2 separate regions of the Homo sapiens genome follow, and region 1 is linked to region 2. The links are chromatin loops, found by intact Hi-C in ENCODE. Cell type or tissue: B cell. All regions are shown on one strand. Each heading gives the region's core, and the rest is flanking DNA. Links, peaks and the distances in the headings are about the cores only.

Region 1 (7,844 bases), core at 1,461-5,460, 110 kb after region 2:
TGAAGCGACAGGGCTGAAATTTGAACAGAGGTATCTCTGTCAGCAAAGCCCATGCTTTTAACCACGGTACTATTTAATTTCTGTAACAGATTTTATACTCTGTTTATCAGCCCATGAAAGAATATCTACAAGGCACAAGAAAGAAATTGGATACAATTTGTCACACAGAATAGCTTTCTAAAATCGACTCAGATAAGACACTTGGGTAGGTTGTATTTGAAGAAAATAAAATGATTGGAATATGTATCTCAGAGATTCCAATCTCTGCTTTCTTAACCTGATCAGTAATGCAGAACTCTCAAGTTCACTGTGTGATACTTACGGCTGCTAGAGAGACAAGTTCAGTGTTCTCTTTAACAGTAAAAATAGAAAAACACAAATAAAAAACATGTAGCACTAAGAAGTGAAACAAAAGTGCCAAATTGTTATCTAGTGATGTCACCACTTCTATTGTGAATATTGGGTGTTAAAAAGAGAACTTTATTGAAACCCACTTGCACAATTATGCTTAGAGGAGAATGTGGAGGGTGGGTGTAGGGGAAAAAAGTTCTGAAACAAGAATGTAAATTCATGCCACATGGGTAAGAAATTTTCACTAAAAATTAGATTGAATGAAAATTCATACCAAGTCTCTGTAAAATTGTCTTCTACAGCTGTTGTTATCAAAGTGGAATTCCTGTACCAACAGCATCAGCATCACCTGGAAACTAATTAGAAATGCAAATTTTCTGGCAACGCTAGACTCACTAGACCAGAAACGCTGGGAGTAAACCTCAGCAATCTGTGCTTTAACAAAGCCTCCAGGTGACTCTGATGCATGCTCAAGTGTGAGAAGCACTGTGCTAGAGATACAAACTGAGTTCCATTTCTTAGATTTATGGTTGAAGCACATAACTCCCTGCCATTAGACGAGACCCAGTGGGGCTTCTCAGGAAGGTAGAGGGAATCCCAAATAGTGCAGCTTTTGATTTATCATAAATGTCCAATTTCAACAAGCAATTTCAATGACTGTCTGGTTAACACATGTTGCAAATATAAGTCTTACTCTAGACTTCGGTGTGCAAAGAATATTATTATATATCTTTTGTTCATTCCACATCCCATCAAGTTGGCAAGGAATCTAATCATTGGCTATCATGGAGCCTCCCCTCCCCACTGTTTTAAGTGGGTCCTTGATTGTAGGGGAAAGTTAAGTCTACAAAGCTTGGGGGTATCAGCAAGTCATCTTAGGTTTTCAGTTCACACTGGTTACCACTGAGAAATCCACTGTGTAAGCCAACAGGGCTCATTTAGGTCTCGCAATTTTACTATTTCATGGCAGACTTGGGATGCAATACCATTGCTGAGATTAGGGTCCTTTGTTCCTACAGTCTGGCTCCTCTAGAAATACCAGGCAGGCATGCTTGTTGAGGTCTTGCCAGTACACTTAGGAGATTTCAGGAGGCTGAGAACAGGTTCCAGTATTTTTGGGACCACAGTTTCCATCCTCTTCTCAGTCTGAAGGAATTTCTTTCTCTGTGTAGGTGCCCAGAGAAACAGTCTCCCCTAATAGGAACTACATCTGTGGGCCCAAACTTTCAAAGAAAACTGGAATAGGGTTGTCTTTAGACGCAGCCCCTGCTTTGTACTTTCCCAAAGCCTCAACACTTTTGGTTCAATGAAAGAAAAAATAAATGATTATGGTCACCCAAACCAGTTGGCTCTATATGCTACTCACTTACACAGTAGCCTGACCAGAGTTCATACTTTTATAACCTCTCTCCATGCTGGCCACTGAGTCGTAGGATTACACCATCCTATCTAGGGTGTTTACAATGTTATCATTGGTAGCTAGTCTTAATAATAAAACTAATCATGATAATTAATTTTTATTTACTGAGCAACTGTTGTGTGGCAGACAGTGTGCTGGAACCTTTCTATAGGTCCTCTTGTTTTCTTTTCCAAAATAACCCTATGAGGTACTTCTAGCTTCAGCACTTGAAGTAGCTTTCCCAGGATCACTCAACTCTTAAGTGGAGGGAAAGAGATCAGGATTCAGCTCCAGCTCTGTTTCCTCTCCCAAGCACCTGAAAGAGCTTTGGCTCTTTTCCTATGCCACACTGCTTCTTGCTCTACCTCTCTGGGAGCAACCAACCAATGGAACTCATATTTGGATCAGTTACCCAAAGCTCCTCAAAACCAACCAAAGCACCCACTATGTGTCCCTCGGAAGTAGTCAAAATGACTGATTAGTACTGTTTTCAGAAAAAAACTTCTTCTTGGTTGTGGTGCTTTCTGGTCCTGCCCAGTGTAATGAGAGTCATATACTGTGGAGATAATAGGTTCTATCTCCTGGAACTAACTTTAGAAGCTCCATGCATTCTTCCTTTGAAGTATGAAGAGTGAGCCCAGTCTGCATTTGGACAATGCATTTTTTTTTTTTTTTTGAAATAGAGTCTCACTGTGTTGTCCAGGCTGGAGGGCAATGGCAAGATCTTGGCTCACTGCAACCTCACCCTCCCGGGTTCAAGCAATTCTCATGCCTCAGCCTCCTGAGTAGCTGGGATTACAGGAGTGTGCCACCATGCCTGGCTAATTTTTGTATTTGTAGTAGAGATGGTGTTTCATCATGTTGCCCAGGCTGATCTTGAACTCCTGGCTTCAAACGATCCGCCTGCCTTGGCCTCCCGAAGTGCTGGGATTACAGGCATGAGCCACTGTGCCCAGACAATGTATCTTAATGAATTAGCTGGCCCAAGGGCCCACACCAAAGGGGCTGTGAATTTTGAAATGATTATCAGAAAGGGCTTAAAAAGGAAAAATAAGGCTAATTTAATAAATTCATAATAGGAGTCTTCAGCATTTATAAATATTAAGGTCTGTGTTAAGCACTCCAAACATTATCATAGTTAGTGCCGTCAAAATCTCTCTGAAGTAGTTCTCTGTCCCCCAACTTCATCACCTGTTAAACGGGCATACTGTCCTCTCCATTGCAGAGGTATTGGGAGGACTCAGTGAGAGGGGACCTGGCACATGACAGGCACTCAGTAAATGTTAGTTATTTTTACTTCCTCAATTTCAGAATGAGGAAATTGTGGCTTGGCTACACTGAATGCCCCAGCTGGCATGGTAAGCGAGAGTCGAATCTGTACCTGCCTGGTTCTGGGAGCCACATTGGAAACCCCAGTGCTTGCCAGCCTCCCTGTTCCTCCTTTCAAATGCCAGGGAACAAAGCTTCTGTACCTCTCCCTTCCCACCCCTCAAAAAATATACTTGGTCCTCTTAGACCTGATTACCTTTGCCTACTTAGAAATTAAGAAAGACTATTTATTGAGAGAAGATGGGATGTTTATTATCAAGAGAGTTAAGAGGAGTCCAGATAAACTTGTCTGTGAAAGCCATTGGCACTTTCATTAAGTACTGATCTGCCCACTGAAAAGTTCTCCTTTGATGGATGTCTCTGGTATGGCTCCTACAGAAGTCACCCACCTGCCTGCCACGGTAATGTAATCAGGTAACCTTTGTCTGTGACAAGCCCCAGGCTGGCGAATGTTAAAACGCAAACAAAAGGAAATGACTTTTTGATTGACATGACTGTTTTGTGGATTGGCCTCACAGATAAAATCAGTCAAAACAAATCAGTTTATGCATCAACACATACTTAAGAAAGACTATTTGGAAATTTCATGGCAGATGTGATCTTTTCTGTTTTCGCTTTTGAAGTTCTCAGTGTCTATCTTACGATAAGGGGCAATGTTAAGAAAGAGAAAGTCAGCTATAGTTCTCAATTTTAATTACAAAAGATCACATTGGGAGTCTGCTAAAAAAGCAACTTTCTGGGCCTCAAAAGCGGAAATTCTGGTTCTATAAGTTTAGAATTGAGCCAAATATTTATTATTATTATTAATTTCTTAAAAATACTGCCAGAGATGACCTTGGGCTTTGAGAAATCAGAAGATGAAAAATAATGGGTGACATATGCTTTTACATTAATGAGAAAGAATACTTAGAACATAAATTTCACATATTCTTATTTTTAATTTTTTGTGAGTACATAGTAGGTGTATATATTTGTGGGGCATTCGAGGTGAAATAATCACATCATGAAGAATGGGGTATCCACCCCCTCAAGCATTTATCCTTTGTGTTACAAACAATCCAAATTATACTCTTTTATTTATTTAAAATGTACAATTATTATTGACTATAGTCACCGTGTTGCGAGATCAAATAGTATGTCTTATTCATTCTTGCTCTCTATTTTATTGTACCCATTAATGATGCCCTCTTCTCCCCTCAGCCCTCCACTACCCTTCCTAGCCTCTGCTCACCATCCTTCTACTCTCTATGTCCTCATTATGTTAAGTGAAATAAGCCAGGCACAGAAAGACAAACATTGCATATTCATACATGCTTTTAAAAAGTGAATGACTATGTCTTATACTGTCTTAGGCAGAATACATATTCCTGGGGGCAGACACTGGGCTTTTCATTTTATATTCTCAGTGCCTGGGACATGTTAAATATTGCTGAAAGAATGAGGAACAGATAAATGATAATTTTAGAGTCTTGCCTTGTTTTGGTGTTCTTGGTTTCCTTGGCACTCAGGACAAAATCATTAATAGAAGAATTTCATATTTGCACAAATAATTTAAATTTCATATTTGCACAAATAATTTAAATTAATTGCAAATAATTTAAATATCATTGAAAAATTGCTCTTTAAGTAGTCCCCACATTACAAACTCCCAGCCTGCAAAGAGCCCTTATCTATGAAGCGCCTGAGTGGAAGAAGTTTCCATTACCACTGCTCTGGAGATCACTTCCCTGTCACCACCATTTTGTCCCGTTTCACTTCCACACTACAGTTACCCTCAGATACCAGACAGACACAGATGACAGGACAGCAATGAAGTCCCTGGCCCCAACTGTCTCCACATATTTCCAGAGATTCTTCTGCAGTCATCCTATTTGTCCCTTAATGCTTTACTCCACCACAACGCCTGGGAGCCCCTGACTGGACCCCTCATGCACCCTCCTGCCCTACTCTTTGTAGAGTTACTCAAGTTAGCACTTTGGGATAGCACTTATATTTAATACTTTTTACTCAGCTTCACCCAGTAGAGAAAACAGAAGCAATCTAAGGCAATTTCCAGGCCTGGTACATTAGGCAAGAGCCACATATGAGATGTACTCTGCGTTGTCAGTGTAGACTTCTTCCCAGCCTGTATGACAGCATCATTGTGAAAGAACTAGAGGAAAAGTTAGCTCTTGAGCAGCAAACCTGAGAGCATATCTCCCATTCCCCCTCCTTTTTTAAACTTATATCTAAGTGATTATGACAGAATTTTAGGTGATAGGAACAATGAAGAGAGGGTACCATCTAGTCAGGCATGGAGAGGAAGGTTTTTGCCACCACACTTTTTTAATTTATGGCAATATTTGAGGTAAATATTGGTTTCCTCCTTTTAAATATGAGTAAATCTCAGAGAGTTTAGGCCACTTCTCCCAAGTGACACTGTCAATGAGAGGCTGAGATGAGTTTGAATCCCAGGCTGATGTGACAGCATGTGCGCTTCCTTCTCAAACTATTTCTCTCCAGTGTCAGGGAAGAATAAACACAGACCCCGTGGGCTGTCAGAAATATGCACCAAAGGGGCTCCCTTTCTTAAGTTTCTGATTTTATCTTTAAGTTCATGTATCCTTTTGCATTTTCACAGTATGTCTGTGTGGGATGGAAGCTAAAAGGAATCATTATTTCTTCCAAACTTCAAGTAAGATGGCAGCCCAGAAGATGAACCATGGCTGCCCCTTGGCATTGATGACCTCTAGTAGATTAGGGATGTGTGTCACCCAGGGGTGAAGCTTGCATCTTGTGCTGCTGATTGACTACATTTTAATATGTAGTGAAAATTTACAATCCCAATCTAAAAGTGATCTCAAATTGGAGCTGAAACTTTGAGCCAATGAGTAAAGAGAAAAACAATGCCACCTCAGTTGCGTCAACCTAAAGTCTTCACTTTGGTCAACATGCTCAGCATCCGATTCAACTGGTTAGTTCATTCGGCTATCTTTGAAGGTACTTTGTCTGCTATTGCTCTCAGATATTGCCCCTTCAGTTAACTTGATTTGAAGCCCAAAGCAATACATTCTCCTTGGAGACCGAAATTAGGAAAAGTTTGATTTTATTAGACAATAAAAGGTATATACTACAATGTATCCACCTGGAAATTAGCATTAGAATTCCTGAAGTCAAAGGTAAAAAAGTGGAAGAGGAAAAGATTTTTTTTCTTCTAAAACATGTAGTAAGATATTATTCCAACAGAGAAAAAGCAAATGTTTTAGTTTGCTTGTGAGTTGTCAGGCCTCAATTTCCAAGTAAAACTTTATTTTTTTAATGAAGAGCATATCGTTTTATAAAAATGTGTGTCAAAATTACAAAAAGGTCATGGCATTTTTATCTATCACTGTCTGCATGGGTTCCATTTTCCTGCACCACAGTCCAGAAATTGTTTCCAGAAAACAAAAAACAACGACAACAAAAAAAACAAAAAAACCTTAGTGAATGTGAGGGTTACCTTCAGTGCCCCCTTTCTCTTAAGGATTGTAGCTCTGCCTGGGCTCCAGTCTCATAACTGCAAATAGTTATTTTATATGTTTTCTGCAGGTTTTAAAGTTTAAGGTGGGAAAGTAAGTACAATACTAGCTATTCATTATGTCTGAAACCATAAATTTCCTCACATGGTCTTTGAGCAACACAAGTCAAATTTTGATAGCTATTTTTTTAATTACCATTAATTTCCAGAGTTTTGAAAGAAAAAAATTTCAGGGGCAACTTTATAAACATTTCATAGATTTTCCTGTGGATTTATCAATTTAATTAAAATCTTATTTGAGAACAGTCAACTGACTTCAGTCATCACAGAGAATGATTATTACAAAAGAAAAACTAACAGACCAAAATAAGCCTAGGTGATCATTATTCCCAAAAGCTTCCATGTAATTGAGTTTTTAGAAATTCAGAATCCGTTGTCCTATATAAACAACATTGACCTTGACTAGCTTATTTTACCAAAAAGTTAACTTAGATTTAATAGACTACTTTTAGGATATATCACTGTAATTTCTTTGAGAAAATAATGTCTAACGTACCAACTGGAAATTAAGAACTTTCATAAAAGATTCTTGATCTCTACCCTCTCCCCCAACCAGATTTAAATCACTGAGAAAAAATTTTCACATTGCCTAACTCATGTACACACTTATCCACCCAATAATAGAAGGGATTATCCCCTTCACCTTAGCAATTTATACGGAAATCTTTCTCCCCTCTTCTTTATTTCACCTACTTCTGAAAACAATCTTAGGCATCTCAAAATCGAGGCACAAATGCAAGATAGCCATTTAGATATGAATAAGAGGATGTTTTTAGAAACATCACTGGTAGAATGTATTTGTAAGGAAATGCAAATATCATTTTAGCAAATGACCCTGAGTTGTACTGTTGAAGCCCTTAAATGAGGAAATAGCTCAGGAATATGGTAACACATGGCACTTCCATCATGGTGATAATGACTCAGACTTGGTTAGATGCTTCCAGAGACACCTACTTCAGCTTTTAATTATTGCCTAACTTTAAATCCTCCCAAAGTGGTTGTATGCCTGTGCACATGAGAACTGATCTGAAAGAATCCATTACTTTCCTGTTCCTTCCAGGAAACTGTGTGTGTACAAGTGTGTATCTACGTAAACATCATAACCAGATGGGCAGAACCTCATATGGAGTGGGGCAGAATATCCCGGTTATGTATTTCCCTTGTGGAGACCAAGACTTGGAGTTTCTAAACTGAGGTTAGAAACAAATA
Region 2 (7,844 bases), core at 1,803-5,802:
GTGAGTCTGTGTTTTCTAAATGTCTCTGTCATGAGGGCAGAGACGAGAATTCTAAATTCCTTCCTTGCAAAAGGGCAGCACTAAACTATACACAGAGAATTGTGAAACTTGAATGTGACTCTGACATTCAATTTCTATGGGATTTTAGAACCATAATTTCATTATTCTCTGTATCAGTAACCTCATATACAAAATATCTCTTACAGATGTTTTTAAGACAACATTTAGATGATAAGTATCAAAATATGTTTTAAAAATTTAAAGTTGCTATAAGAGTGCTAGGCAGTATTTCTTCAAATTTTGAATTACTGTTAAAGATTGATTAAAAAAAAAAAAAAAGAAGAAGAAGAAAAATGATGCCCTGGTTAAACAGAGGCCACTCAGTCAGCCTCTGGCGGACCTTATTTTTATGATGGAGATTGGTTATTTCTGGCTGACTTCTGACTGCTGATTGGCAAAGCCTTGAAGTTGGCTCTGTATTACACAGAAAGTATTAAGGATGGTTTTGTTGCCTTTGTGCAGCCCTCTGGACTTGACCCCTTCTGGAAGTTTGGGTTTGTTATTCTTGCAGGGGCAGAGAAATTTGCTCTCCTGAATGAATATTCTAGGGCTCCTTTGTGAACGTGCACAGAAACCTAGACTCTGTTTTGTGCTTTGAGAGACAGTGAGGTGAGCATTTCAACAGAAAGGTGAGCATTTTAACTTAGACCTGGAGATACAGATACATTCAAAAATTAAAATTATTTCTCTGGAACTACTAATAAGAAATAAGATTACTTCATTCATTATTGTGCAGAGACCTGTCTACTTACAGAATAATTTAATGATTTTCTTTCTGAGAATCACTTTTCTATTGATCCTTTACATAAACAAATATATGTATATGTTGCCTCAGGGAAAATCAGGTCAGAGAAATAAAGTGTCTTAATGGACTGATATTTGAAAAATAAACAAAAAATTATGTTAGAGTATAACAATTCCTTTTTATGGTTCATAAAATCCGTAAGTATTCTTAAAAGTATCTCTAGTTAATACCTTTAAAATTCCCAAGTTTACATTGTTAGCTTTGTTAGGTGAAAAACCATTAATAAGATTTAGAGAAATTTTTGCTTTTAAAAAAAATAAAATTGAATTTTCTCAGGGAATTAATAACTGGCTTGGCTTAGGGATTTTAGAACTTGTTCAGAGCAGCATTATAAGCAGAAACTGTGAAAGAAACTGGAGAACCAAAAAATTAATGCAATAAGAGGACTATTCTGTTTGATTTTACTTTTGGCCTTTTCTTCCTAATAGATGCATTGCTAACAATCAACTCTCAACTGAGATAAAACTCCTGCTCCAACTACTATAACTCATTCAGCATCTGCTTCTTGAGTACATACTGTGTGCTGGACACTGTGTATAAGTCACCAAGGACATGGCACTGAAGCCACCTGCAGCGACCAGTCTAATTTGAAGTTTGCAAATCCTTTTACAATACCCTCAGGGGGCAATCCTTGAAGGTGTTTCATCTTGAAAAAAGAAAAGAATACTTCTAAGTGAGAGAAAATGAGACAACACCAAACTGTTGCTGCAATTTTTTCTTTTAAAAAATGAAAAGACTGCAGAAACTGCCATGAGGATTCTGTCCTTCACCCAATGATATTTTTGAAGCCAGTATTATTAGCCATCAACATCATCATCTAAATAGCTTTCATAAAAGTTAATAGTTTAGAAATAATAGCTGACAGTTAAATGTCACCATGTGCATTATAGAAGCAGTGTGGACTTCTGGATCTTCTCTTTCTCAAGCTAGGTGAAATGTTCCTGGTGAAAGGAAAAGAAAAAAAGATACGCTTTCAGCAGGTACCTGTTTTCCCCTTAGGCAAAATGTCTCATAAATTGATATTTATTGAAGTATATATCCAGATTCTGGTGTCTCTATGAACTATAAAGGCCTAAGATTATTGCCTCAAAAAGAAAAAATTAGTTAATTCTGACCTTTTTAGCTGTGACTTCAATTTTATTTGATTACTGATTTCATGATGGAGGATTATATTGAAAATCATCCTAATATCAATTACATATTTCAATAATCAAAATTTATTTCTACTTTGGATCAGTTGCTAATTTGCTTGTCTTCTTGACATCCCTATTCAGTGGCCTTATAAGACTCTACCAGCAATACTGACAATAAATCAAGATCATATATTATCAATCTTTGTCCCTGTAACCCAGTCCTGACTGAGACAAAAAATTCTTAGCAGACTTGAGCTGAAACACCTTTCCTTTCTGTAACTTTTGCTTTCCTTCCCATATTGGTTGTCCATTGGATTTAGCCTCCTGCTTGTGACAGTAATTGAGTTTTAGCTTCTGTCACTCATTATTCAGAAGATTATCTATCTGATTAAGGTATTTCCAGTTTTCTCACCATTCCATATACTTCCCATCAAAACTGAGCCCTTGGTCAAACAGCAGAATATTGCTATATGCAAGAGGATACTTTAAAAATTAAGGGTATGGTGGCTCATGCCTGTAATCCCAGCACTTTGGGAGGCCTAGGTGGGTGGCTCACAAGGTCAGAATTTTGAGACAAGCCTGGCCAATATGGTGAAACCCCATCTCTACTAAAAATACAAAAATTAGCCAGGCATGGTGGTGGGTGCCTGTAGTCCCAGCTACTCGGGAGGCTGAAGCAGGAGAATCGCTTGAACTTGGGAGGCAGAGGTTGCAGTGAGCTGAGACCACGTTACTGCACTCCAGCCTAGGAGACAGAGCGAGACTGTCTCAAAAAAAAAAAAAAAAAAAGATATGAAAGCTTTGTAATCGCCACATCAATCAGTGTTCTGCAAGGTTACACAAGGAGGACAAATTCCATTGTTGACCACGAGGCTTTCCTATTGTATCCTAAGCCTTCCATGTTTTTGACTGTTTTTACTGCCTCATAGAATGAGCATATTGGTTTTCCAAGCAGGGCTGTAATTGATATTTACATAAAACTAGTAATATCTTGCATTATGTATTTGGAAAGACTAATTTACATGGGTCAAATAATGTTTTGACAAGAAAAACATGAATGATTTCAATAACTGGACCCCAAAGAAAAAAATTATAACAAGGAAAAAAGGAATCTGACATAATAGCTGGATTCTGAAAGTTGGAGGGGAAAAGAAATCAAAGCACCTGGACCAAGCCCCTCTGACAGTGTAATAATCTCAGGGAGAAAACATGCTGTCATTCTAAAGTGGGAGCTACATCTTCAGGGCCAAAACTTAAAGCTGGGAGTGAGTGTTTCCCTTTCTCCTTTTGAAGGGGACTACAGTTGCCACCCATGCTAATGATTAAGATCTTGTTCTTGTTCTTATCAATAACTGCTGTCTTATAATACACTATGAATCCTGGCTTTTATTTAAAGCTAATTCCTCCACGTGGACCATGCTTGAGAGCTCTGCCCTTAAAATGGCTATCCCTTTCTCTGCACAATCAACTTTTCTCTCCCAATGCAGCATACACAAATGCTGTAACGGCTCCACTTAAAAACAAAATAAAAAACCAAAACCAAAACCAAAACAAAAAAACACTTCTGTTTTTTGACAGTAGATTTGCCTTCAGCTGCCACCACATTTCTCTGTTCCTCTTTATGACAAAAAACTTCAAAGAGCAATGTTTCTGCCTATATCCATTTTCGTATTTAACATTCTCTATTCTACTACAGTCCTCATCATTCCATTAAAACTGCTCTTTCAAGTCACCAGTGACCTCTGTGTTATCAAACATTGTGGTCAATTTTCAGTCCTCATTTAATTTGGCTCTTCACTGTCACTTGACACTATTGATCTTTGCCTCCTTTTTGAAACAACTTTGCACTGATCCTGCAGGGCATCACCATCTTTTTTATTCTTACTTTAATTGCTGCTTCTTATCAGTCTCCTATTTTGATTTTTCTCCTATTCCCGGTCCTTAATGCTAGAGAACCATAGGGCTCAATTGTCTTTTTTTTTTTTATTATTATTATACTTTAAGTTTTAGGGTACATGTGCACATTGTGCAGGTTAGTTACATATGTATACATGTGCCATGCTGGTGTGTTGCACCCACTAACTCGTCATCTAGCATTAGGTATATCTCCCAATGCTATCCCTCCCCCCTCCCCCCACCCCACAACAGTCCCCAGTGTGTGATATTCCCCTTCCTGTGTCCATGTGATCTCATTGTTCAATTCCCACCTATGAGTGAGAATATGCGGTGTTTGGTTTTTTGTTCTTGCGATAGTTTACTGAGAATGATGATTTCCAATTTCATCCATGTCCCTACAAAGGACATGAACTCATCATTTTTTATGGCTGCATAGTATTCCATGGTGTATATGTGCCACATTTTCTTAATCCAGTCTATCATTGTTGGACATTTGGGTTGGTTCCAAGTCTTTGCTATCGTGAATAATGCCGCAATAAACATACGTGTGCATGTGTCTTTATAGCAGCATGATTTATAGTCCTTTGGGTATATACCCAGTAATGGGATGGCTGGGTCAAATGGTATTTCCAGTTCTAGATCCCTGAGGAATTGCCACACTGACTTCCACAATGGTTGAACTAGTTTACAGTCCCACCAACAGTGTAAAAGTGTTCCTATTTCTCCACATCCTCTCCAGCACCTGTTGTTTCCTGACTTTTTAATGATTGCCATTCTAACTGGTGTGAGATGGTATCTCATTGTGGTTTTGATTTGCATTTCTCTGATGGCCAGTGATGGTGAGCATTTTTTCATGTGTTTTTTGGCTGCATAAATGTCTTCTTTTGAGAAGTGTCTGTTCATGTCCTTCGCCCACTTTTTGATGCAGTTGTTTTGTTTTTTTCTTGTAAATTTGTTTGAGTTCATTGTAGTTTCTGGATATTAGCCCTTTGTCAGATGAGTAGGTTGCGAAAATTTTCTCCCATTTTGTAGGTTGCCTGTTCACTCTGATGGTAGTTTCTTTTGCTGTGCAGAAGCTCTTTAGTTTAATTAGATCCCATTTGTCAATTTTGGCTTTTGTTGCCATTGCTTTTGGTGTTTTAGACATGAAGTCCTTGCCTGTGCCTATGTCCTGAATGGTAATGCCTAGGTTTTCTTCTAGGGTTTTTATGGTGTTAGGTCTAATGTTTAAGTCTTTAATCCATCTTGAATTGATTTTTGTGTAAGGTGTAAGGAAGGGATCCAGTTTCAGCTTTCTACATATGGCTAGCCAGTTTTCCCAGCACCATTTATTAAATAGGGAATCCTTTCCCCATTGCTTGTTTTTCTCAGGTTTGTCAAAGATCAGATAGTTGTAGATATGCGGTGTTATTTCTGAGGGCTCTGTTCTGTTCCATTGATCTATATCTCTGTTTTGGTACCAGTACCATGCTGTTTTGGTTACTGTAGCCTTGTAGTATAGTTTGAAGTCAGGTAGTGTGATGCCTCCAGCTTTGTTCTTTTGGCTTAGGATTGACTTGGCAATGCGGGCTCCTTTTTGATTCCATATGAACTTGAAAGTAGTTTTTTCCAATTCTGTGAAGAAAGGCATTGGTAGCTTGATGGGGATGGCATTGAATCTGTAAATTACCTTGGGCAGTATGGCCATTTTCACAATATTGATTCTTCCTACCCATGAGCATGGAATGTTCTTCCATATGTTTGTATCCTCTTTTATTTCGTTGAGCAGTGGTTTGTAGTTCTCCTTGAAGAGGTCCTTCACATCCCTTGTAAGTTGGATTCCTAGGTATTTTATTCTCTTTGAAGCAATTGTGAATGGGAGTTCACTCATGATTTGGCTCTCTGTTTGTCTGTTGTTGGTGTATAAAGAATGCTTGTGATTTTTGTACATTGATTTTGTATCCTGAGACTTTGCTGAAGTTGCTTATCAGCTTAAGGAGATTTTTGGCTGAGACGATGGGGTTTTCTAGATATACAATCATGTCGTCTGCAAACAGGGACAATTTGACTTCCTCTTTTCCTAATTGAATACCCTTTATTTCCTTCTCCTGACTAATTGCCCTTGCCAGAACTTCCAACACTATGTTGAATAGGAGTGGTGAGAGAGGGCATCCCTGTCTTGTGCCAGTTTTCAAAGGGAATGCTTCCAGTTTTTGCCCATTCAGTATGATATTGGCTTTGGGTTTGTCATAGATAGCTCTTATTATTTTCAGATACGTCCCATCAATACCTAATTTATCGAGAGTTTTTAGCATGAAGGGTTGTTGAATTTTGTCAAAGGCTTTTTCTGCATCTATTGAGATAATCATGTGGTTTTTGTCTTTGGCTCTGTTTATATGCTGGATTACATTTATTGATTTGCATATATTGAACCAGCCTTGCATCCCAGGGATGAAGCCCACTTGATCATGGTGGATAAGCTTTTTGATGTGATTGTCTTTTATTTTCTAGGCTTACTCCCAGGGTGATCTCATTCTTTCGCAATGGTTTTGTCAGAGACATTCGAACGAGAGTGACTCCATCTTGGATAGAGGTTGGGTAAAATAAGGCTGAGACCTACTGGGCTGCATCCCCAGGAAGTTAGGCATTCTTAGTCACAGGATGAGATAGGTCAGGAGGATTGGTATCACAAGATACAGGTTGTAAAGCCCCTGCTGATAAAACAGGATGTGGTAAAGAAGCCGGCCAAAATCCACCAAAACCAAGATGGTGACGAAAGTGATGTCTGGTCATCCTCACTGCTCATTCTATGCTAATTATAAATCATTAGCATGCTAAAAGACATTCCTACCAGTGCCATGACAGTTTACAGATTTAATGACAACTTCTGGAAGTTATCCTATATAGTCTAAAAAGGGGAGAAACCCTCAGCTCTTGGAATTGCCTGTCTCTTTCCCAGAAAACTCATGAATCATCCACATTTTGTTTTGCATATGATCAAGAAATAACCATAAAAATAGTCAGCAGCCTGAGGGTCTGCTCTGCCTATGGAGTAGCCACCCTTTCATTCCTTTACTTTCTTAATAAACTTGCTTTCACTTTACTCTTTGGGCTCACCCTGAATTCTTTCTTGAATGAAATCCAAGAGCCTTCTCTTAGGATCTGGATTGGGACCCCTTTCTAAAGGTGACAGTTTTAGTTATCAGTTTCATGCTTCACCTCCAAATTTCTATCTCTAGCCCTAGCCTTCTTTACTGAAATATTTTTGAACATCTGTTTATTTAATACCTACATATGAATGTCTAGTGGATACCTTAAAGTTAACATGTGCAAACTGTACTCTGGATTTCTTTTCTCTTTCCTAAACTTGCTTTTTCTCAGAGTGCTCCATGTCATTAAATAGAATCACTACACATGGGCCAAAGTTCTGTTACAAAGACAAGTAGGGGCAGAGGGATGTAATGTGGTTGCATCCTCTAGTTTATTTATCCTCGTTCTATGAGGCATCAGCTTCTTAATTACCCTCCAGCCATATGCTATGCTCCTAACTAATGGCTACATCTGTGGGAGAAAACAAACACTTTTCAGCAATGTGATAAACCCTAAATCCTTCTTTTTTATATGCAATCAATAGTACATCATGGAACTAATTCCCATCGATCACTACTTTGTTCTTGCCTAGTTTGTGTTCTGCTTAAAACATGTGACCAGGTGATAAGTTGCAGCCCAGATAATTAAGAGACAAGTAATTTAAATACTGAAGTATACCCAGGAATTATAAATGGCTCCAGAGGAATGTTATGAGCAGTTTTATTTATTTATTTATTTTTTGTTTCTCTCTTTTAATGTTTCCTTTTTGTTTTCTCCCACCTTTGTCCCTGCCTTTATTGAAGTTTTGTTTTCCTATTTGAACTTTTCAATTTAATACAGATTTCTGAGTCAGAACCAGGGGAGTCTTAGTTCTTCTCAGT

What was found. Hi-C counts contacts between places; a loop is a spot of excess contacts. Peaks named below come from ENCODE experiments on the same cell type or tissue, not always from the same donor. Only the 100,000 strongest peaks of a DNase experiment are listed, where the experiment ranks them.
Region 1: it touches region 2 in a loop (9-fold over the local background); 3 of 110 quality-filtered maps call a loop at or near these places.

What each region holds. Positions count from the first base shown.
Region 1 is chr7:94,045,494-94,053,337 of GRCh38, reverse strand. All of the region lies in intron 1 of LOC130890646 (a long non-coding RNA gene), which reads right to left. Among named protein-coding and RNA genes, the nearest start is that of BET1, 45 kb to the right of the region's middle. In B cell, for the core only: no CTCF peak of the experiment used is centred there; DNase peaks (open chromatin) are centred at 3,097 and 4,846; H3K4me3 peaks cover 1,282 bases; H3K27ac peaks cover 3,830 bases.
Region 2 is chr7:94,156,671-94,164,514 of GRCh38, reverse strand. No RefSeq gene overlaps it. Among named protein-coding and RNA genes, the nearest start is that of BET1, 160 kb to the right of the region's middle. RefSeq lists an enhancer at 3,441-3,550. In B cell, for the core only: no CTCF peak of the experiment used is centred there; a DNase peak (open chromatin) is centred at 3,554; H3K4me3 peaks cover 1,164 bases; H3K27ac peaks cover 2,146 bases.